2 separate regions of the Homo sapiens genome follow, and region 2 is linked to region 1. A link is a contact called in ENCODE Hi-C data. All regions are on one chromosome and are shown on one strand. The core of a region is the stretch at or near the end of the contact, and the rest is flanking DNA. Distances in the headings are between cores, read along the strand shown.

Evidence for each region. Hi-C counts contacts between places; a loop is a spot of excess contacts on that map. Pooled maps may share reads with other maps.
Region 2: a loop to region 1 is called in a map of naive thymus-derived CD4-positive, alpha-beta T cell, with 19 times the contacts of the local background. The contact joins the promoter of PSAT1 here to the enhancer-like site in region 1. A Hi-C loop is called at or near these places in 1 of 168 maps with a recorded cell type or tissue (naive thymus-derived CD4-positive, alpha-beta T cell) and 9 of 50 pooled maps.

The regions. Positions count from the first base shown.
Region 1 is chr9:77,474,503-77,477,886 of GRCh38, reverse strand. The region is part of intron 2 of GNA14 (G protein subunit alpha 14); the gene reads left to right. The region is part of intron 2 of GNA14-AS1 (GNA14 antisense RNA 1); the gene reads right to left. Among named protein-coding and RNA genes, the nearest start is that of GNA14-AS1, 29 kb to the right of the region's middle. Within about 2 kb of position 1,531, at least 4 of the 41 ENCODE cell types and tissues checked have a DNase peak (open chromatin) inside an H3K27ac peak, as active enhancers do.
Region 2 is chr9:78,295,118-78,298,601 of GRCh38, reverse strand. PSAT1 (phosphoserine aminotransferase 1) reads right to left here and starts at 1,477. Exons shown (of 9, transcript NM_058179.4): 1 at 1,332-1,477. The coding sequence starts at 1,391. RefSeq lists a silencer at 872-1,111 and enhancers at 1,064-1,647, 1,648-2,231, 2,122-2,391.

The sequences.
Region 1 (3,384 bases), core at 282-2,781:
TGAAGGAATTTCTTCAATTTTCCTCACCTGTCTTTTGAACTTTTAAAATGTTCTCTTTGTTCTCCAATTCTTCCTTTTTTATGGGACTCTGTTCTTGTTTCCAAGATTTTTCTCTGATTCTTGGAGATAATAATTATAAGTTTTATAACATTCTTCTTCTGTTTTCTACAGTGTCACTGCTTCCCTCAAATAGCTTCATTTTCTTCGTATCTTCCTTTCTGTTTTATTTTGGAGAATGTCTTTAACTGCCTGCTAACTTTGACTGTTCCTTCTTTCTTAGAAGCAAGGCACTATAAAAGAGGATAGGAAGTTCTGTGCTATGGGTGGGTGATTAGATGGTGGCCTATTATGAGACTTCAAATGCCTGTAATTATTAGTTAGGCTTTTTCTCCTGAGCAGGTCTGTTTTTGAGGAATGTTCTGATTTCAACTCTGGCTGCCATATTCTCAGCAGGGGAATGGGGCTGGAGGGCTCAGGATTCAGTACATGGACTTTTACTTAACATATCTGTTTTCTTTCTTTTTTTCCTTTTCTTTTTCTGAGACATGATCTTGCTGTGTCACCCAGGCTGGAATGCAGTTGCAGGATCTCAGTTCACTGCAACCTCTGCCTTCTGGGCTCAAGCAATCCTCCCACCACAGCCTCCTGAGTACTGGTGCACGCCAGCACACCCGGCTAATTTTTGTATTTTTAGTAGAGACAGGGTTTCGCCATGTTGCCTCGGCTCGTCTCGAGCTCCTGGCCTCAAGCAATCCACCTGCCTCAGCCTCCGAAAGTGCTGGGATTACACGTGAGAGCTACCGTGCCTGGCCCATACCTGGTTTCAAAATGCACCTTCCTCCTTAAACTATACTTGGTGCCTGTATGTCTTCTGGCTGAGGGAGCAAATTACAGAATCCTGACAAGGTGGAATGATTGTGAAGGGTGGAAACTCAGCTGTTACTCATGCAGTCTTTCCCTGAGCCAACCCCACTGCCTTGAGGAACACCACCACCTTTCTAAATGGTGGGCCTTTAACCCAGAAGGAGCCTTGAAATGTTCCCAGGTATGAACCCACTGACTTCTTTTGGGTTTCTCCCCAAGAGATACAAGGTTTCAGCTTTCTCTCCTGTTAAGTGCTATGTACTCACTCATCTGCATCTCTTTTCCATTTTCTCAAATTTTCTTGTTACTCCTCCACAATAGTTCCAATTCATTTTATCCTTTTCAGTTTATAGGACTTGCCTTTAAACAAACAAACTACTATCCTATCATTTTATTAAGCCTTCAGGAGAGAGCATATGTGTTGAAGTCACCAGTTGTAAGAGGCAGTATGGCCCTTATTCTTTTCACACTGCCTCCCTGACACAGATAATCTTCAATTATACAGCAAATGTTTCTATATGTGGACCCTCTACACTCCTGTGTGGGAGCTTTACGATTCTGTGTGTGAACTGGTATTCTGATTTTGTTCATTCAGAAGACAACAATGAGCCAGCTGCTCTGCTGTGCTCTGTGGCCTCCCCAGAGATGAAGATGTCATTTCCTGCTCTCAGGGCGCCTCCCCCTCATTACCTAGAGATGGCGATGCTGGGTTTTCAGTACTCTGATATTCTGTGCTATTTTAACGTACCAAGAGAGGCAATCTTGTTGGTGTGATTTTGTCATTTCAGTATTTTAGAAAATCTAAAATCTGAATCATTTCCCCAGGAAGTTGGGTGCTACTTTAAGGACTAGATTCTTTCATTTCTAAAGCATTCTGACCACATCCCTCCCCTGTTTAAACCCATCTAAGCTAAGTTATTGTTGTTGTTTGAATTCCAATTTCCCAAATTACTTATAATGCAGAGCATCTCTTTTTGCATTTCTTAGTCACATGTATTTCTGCCAAGCCAATTTAGTCATCAGAAGTCTAAGCTCAAGGGCACACTTAGGCCTGCTCCTGCTGTGTCCTACCTACTGAGGTGACAATTTTAGGGGGCTAAGGGGATATGCCCACCATGCCTGCATCCCTCTATCTTTGGGTACCCCAGAACCCCAACACCCCAACCCACAGCATCGAGCAGCTTCTAGAGCCCACGTAGGTCTCCTTTCCAGATATGTCTGTTGAACAAGGGCAGCATATGCTCTCCTAGGTGCACGGGGTTTGTGCAGAGACCCAAGAATGCATGTCCGGTCCCCTTAAATTTTGTGCCCTAGATGATTGCTTATCTCAACCTGATCTTTCCCTGGGAGGATGCTCTAGAAAGAACGAAGAGGAGTGGTGAGATTTAGAGGAGAGGGGAGCAAGGAGGGAAGGAAGGGTCCATGCTCAGTTCTCAGACCCTCCTCTGGAGCCAGACCACTTACTGCCTTCACAGCCAGATTCCCCCAGCTCTCTCTACTGTTTTACCGAAGGACCAGAGCCATTCTCCTAGGGCCTAAGCCCCACATTCATCCCCAGGATACATTTTAGGTAATGTACAATAACTACTCAAGGACAGGTGTTGTCATTTTGCTTTAATGTCACAAGCCCTGTCATCCAACTAAGCCTTTTCAAGTTCTGATCCTAGTGACCATGTTTTCTTAACCATAGCAACTATTTCTGCTTGTCATTATATACCCACAGCCTGACTGTGGGCGTAGGTGATTACCAGTTGAACAAATTCCCTTGTATAGCCACACTGGAGAAGAGGGTTTATATCAATAGTTTGTCTTCCATGTCAGACCTGTTCTCATTGTGGCATTCCATTATTATGTGAATTTCCATCACTGAGTGACGGAAGCAATATAGATGAGTTGTCTCTTCATTGCCTCTGGGCTTGTTTCAACACAAACAGCTGCCAGCCAACTTGGGTGTGGATCACAAAATTTTATGTCCCCCATAAAAGAAACACTGGACCCATTAAGCCATCATGCTCCTATTTCCATGACCTCCCAGTCCTAGGTGACAACTAATCCGGTTTATGTCTCTATGAATTTGACCATTCTGGACATTTCATATAAATGGAATCATGTAATATGTGGCCATTCGTGACTGGATTTTTTCACTTAGCATAATGTTCTTAAGGCTTATCTACTTTGTAACCTGTATCAGTAATTCATTTACTTTTAATTGCCAAATCATATTTCAATGTGATCCAACAGTCATGTTTTGTTTATCCATACATCAGTATGGGTATTGTGTTGTTTCCACTTTTTGGCTATTATGAATAATGCTGCAGTGAAAATTCATGAACAGGTTTTTGTGTAGACATTTGTCTTCAGTTCTCTTGGGTATATGCCTAGGAGTGGAACTGCTGGGCCATTTAGTAATTATGCTTAACTAGGTGAGGAAATGTCAAACTATTTTTCAAAGTGGCCACATGATTTTATAGTCTCACCCATGTATGAGGGTTACAGTTTCTCCACATCCTCACCAGTGCT
Region 2 (3,484 bases), core at 228-2,727, 820 kb before region 1:
AACAAACGTTGGGAACACTCCAAAACATGGGGGGTGCAGGAGGAGGCTACAGGAAACATCTCCACAGCTGGAGCAGGGAATCTCGCCTAAAATGAACTGTAACCACTGAGAAAAAATAAGCCCTGTCCTCTCAGCTACTGTGAGCGCTGCCCCTAGAAAAGTAAGAAGTCCTTTCCCCTTTAAAATTGGATTCTCTGTTCTTACCACAACACAGAGGAGGCTCTGTCCCAGGGAGATTTCTACTCTGCTCAACAATTGATAATTGTAAAATACTTGGCTATGCCTCATGCTGCTCCAACATATTATCAGCTCTATCCTGGTTAGAAAAATAAAAATCTAACGGCGGCGGCAGCCGCCTGACAATGGGCTCAAGGCACATCGGAGACTTTGCCTTCTTCACTGCGGGTGGGGCTGGGGACGGTGGGTTTGGCGGGGGAGGGGAGGAGCCGGGCTGGGGCCTGGGAAGGCAGAGAGTGAGTTCCACCAGCAAGATCTGATTGTGGCCCGGGAGAGAATTCAATCACTCGGTTTACTCCAGAACGAAATGAACAGGGAATTGGGTTAAGCAGCCCAAAGTCTACCAGAGTTAGAATACTCGAACGCCTTTAGGGGACAAGCAGGTTAAAAAAAGGAGGGGGGTGGGGAGAAAGGCTTTAGGAAAGGGTAGGTTCTATGGGGGACAAGGAGGGGAAAGCTGGACTGAAGGTTTTCAAATTTACATTTCTGAAAAGCAGTGTTCCTAAGTGCTGGCTAAAGCAAACACTGGTGTAAGGCGTAGGGGGGCACGCACACGCGGACCTTTAAGTTTGCAATCCCTTTCAGCTAACGTGATCCACTGCATATGCAAAACCTGTCATCGGTTCATTCCCGTTCATCACTCATTCACACTATGTCCATTCATGCATCCGCTCCACACTGCCCGGGCTCGCCGCACAGCTGCGCGAGGCGAAGGCAGAGATCAGAGCTTTTTCTTTTTCGCCCCGCCCCAGCCCCCGGACCGGCCCAGGAGATGGCACAGCCCGGGCGTCTGCAGGTGCGTGGCACCGGCGGGACAGCAGGCCCCGGCCAGCTGAGTCGTGCACTGCCTCGCACCAGCAGTCAGGGCCAGGGGCAGCTGCACGGGCACGCCTCGCCGAGCTTCCTCACCAACTGCATTCTTCCCGAAGCCCGCTTGCCGGAGCTGCTGATCCCGCTGTGCACGCTGATGCAAAGCGCCTAGGGGACTCAAGGCAGGGAGCGGGAATCCGACTGCCACACGCAGGGATGCAAACCCACCCGCGTGCGTGCTCCCGCCTGAACCTCACTCCCGGCGCCCGCTCGCGGGGACTTACTGAGTGCGGCAGCTTGGCGGGACCAGGCCCAAAGTTGACCACCTGCCTGGGGGCGTCCATGGTGCGGCGGCCAGGGCGGTGAGTCAGCCAAGGAGGACCGAACGCGTGAACGGCTGGCGTTCCTGGCCGCTGCGGTGAGAGTCTGCAGCCGGCCCCGAACCCCCGCCTTGTTCCTGCGCCGAGTCGGCGCCCCATTGGCCCGTGCTGTCGCAGGCCCTGCGCTAATTGGTTCGCGCGAAGGAGCTCACATCCCCATTGGTCGCGCTTCTGAGCCGAGTCGAAGCAGTTGCTCCTCCTCGCGTTTACTGTTTCAACCCCCATTTTTGATCAATGCAAGGAGCGCGCGAGATTGCGCCAGCCAGCCGAGCCGGCTCGGCTGCGCGCCCGCCCGAGGATTGTGGGCGGCGGGAAGAGGCTGCCCCTGCCAACCTGCCTTCGCCCCTTGAGCCCGCAATCTGGCCGGTTCCAGTCCTCCAACCCCAGAGGACCTCAGCTCCTCTCTCTTGGCTGAAAGGGCAGTTGCCGAGCAGATTTGTAGCCCCCATCCACCCACCTCTCCACCACCAGCCCCCAGTTTGGGCTGTGATGTATTTGTTCCAGAACCACCAGTCACTAATCTACCAAACTTTTCTAAGCACCCCCCACGGGCGTCAGATACCCCAGTGGAGAGAGAGGACCCCCCCAAGGTTGGAAGCGCAGGATGAAGAAGGGCCGGGGGTGGGTGGATACGGTTCTTTGTATTTGCACGTGGGTCCTGAGTTCCTGCAGGATTAAAGAACGGAGGTGGCCAAGGACGCAGGGAGGAGCGATAGCCTGGGAAGCGTGGATGCCCGCCAGGCAAGTCCTTTAAAGTCGCTGATTCTCCATTTCCTCCTTTGGGAAACGAGTGAGCTGGAAACCTGCGACAGCTCTCAGGTTGCGCCCGCGCTGACAAGCTGTGAGTTTAGAAACGTGAGGAGATATTAACAAGAACGCGATACCCATAGGGCGCTGCAGCCCAAACCAGAAGAAGGTGGCCCCTAGCCAGGCCAGGCGCAGGGCCAGAGCTGCTCAAACTTTTCCACAGAAGTGTCCTTCTCAAAAGAACTCCAGTGGAGACCCGCATGGGGTTCTGAAACAGAATACCCTCCCCCTACCCTGCAAGAAAGAAGTTCCTTTGAAGTCTGGAATTTCATCATTTTTAAACTGTGAATTTTGCATTCTCTACCATAATTTAACCTAGTTTCTTTTAATGTAAAAATATTTTCCCTGTCTGAGTAAAATTGATGCGCCAGGAATATATACAGTCCAACTGCCCCGTTTAGAGAAGGCTTGTAACTGGACAGGACTTTGGCTTTTGTTTGCTTTTCCTAATGAGAATGTGGGCGGTATGGGGCTGAGAGCAGAGGCACTGCTCTGGATCTGGGAATTGGAGGACAAAGTTTCCAGAAAAAGGCAAAATGAACAAGGCCCCTGCGTTCCTCAGCAACTTCATTAAGAAAACCGCGACATTCAAGACAGAATAAATCTCAGCCCAGAAACTCAGGCATGCAAGAAGCATCACATATCCATTATTTTACGTAAATAACTCAGTTATTATATATTAGTAGCTGCCCCTAGCAGCTTATCTACTGGAGACTAAGGGAGTCAGCCTTCATCCTTCCTGGAGTTAGTTCCTAACACCAGGGCTATACACAGTCCCATGTAGTGGGTTGGGAGAAGGGACAGCACATCCATTTGGTCCTCTGTTCCCAAAAGATATGGCTGAGTTGTTTCCACTGCCCAAGCTGATGTGGCTGCTTGGGTTGATGAGCAACCTACTACTTCTGTATCCCACTAGGGGCACAGGAATTTGGGGTGGGGTGGCGGTGGCTATTGTCTCATCTGCTAAGACATCCCCTGCAGCCATTCCTCCCGGGGGTCCTGCAGTTTCCAAGATGGTATTTCAGGGACACAAGTCACACATACAGTCAGCCTCAGGACCCACTGACCTCTGTTTGTCTTCCTCCCGCCCCTGGGCAATCTCCTTTTCAGTCTAGAGAAAATCTGTCTTTTCCATGTTTCTTCCTCACACTGTGCCCACAAACACCTTAAACCAGAGCCACAAACTCAAATGCCTCCAGGGGCCACTCAGGGATATGAAACAAGTAGTGGGAACTGTGGCAAATTGAGTT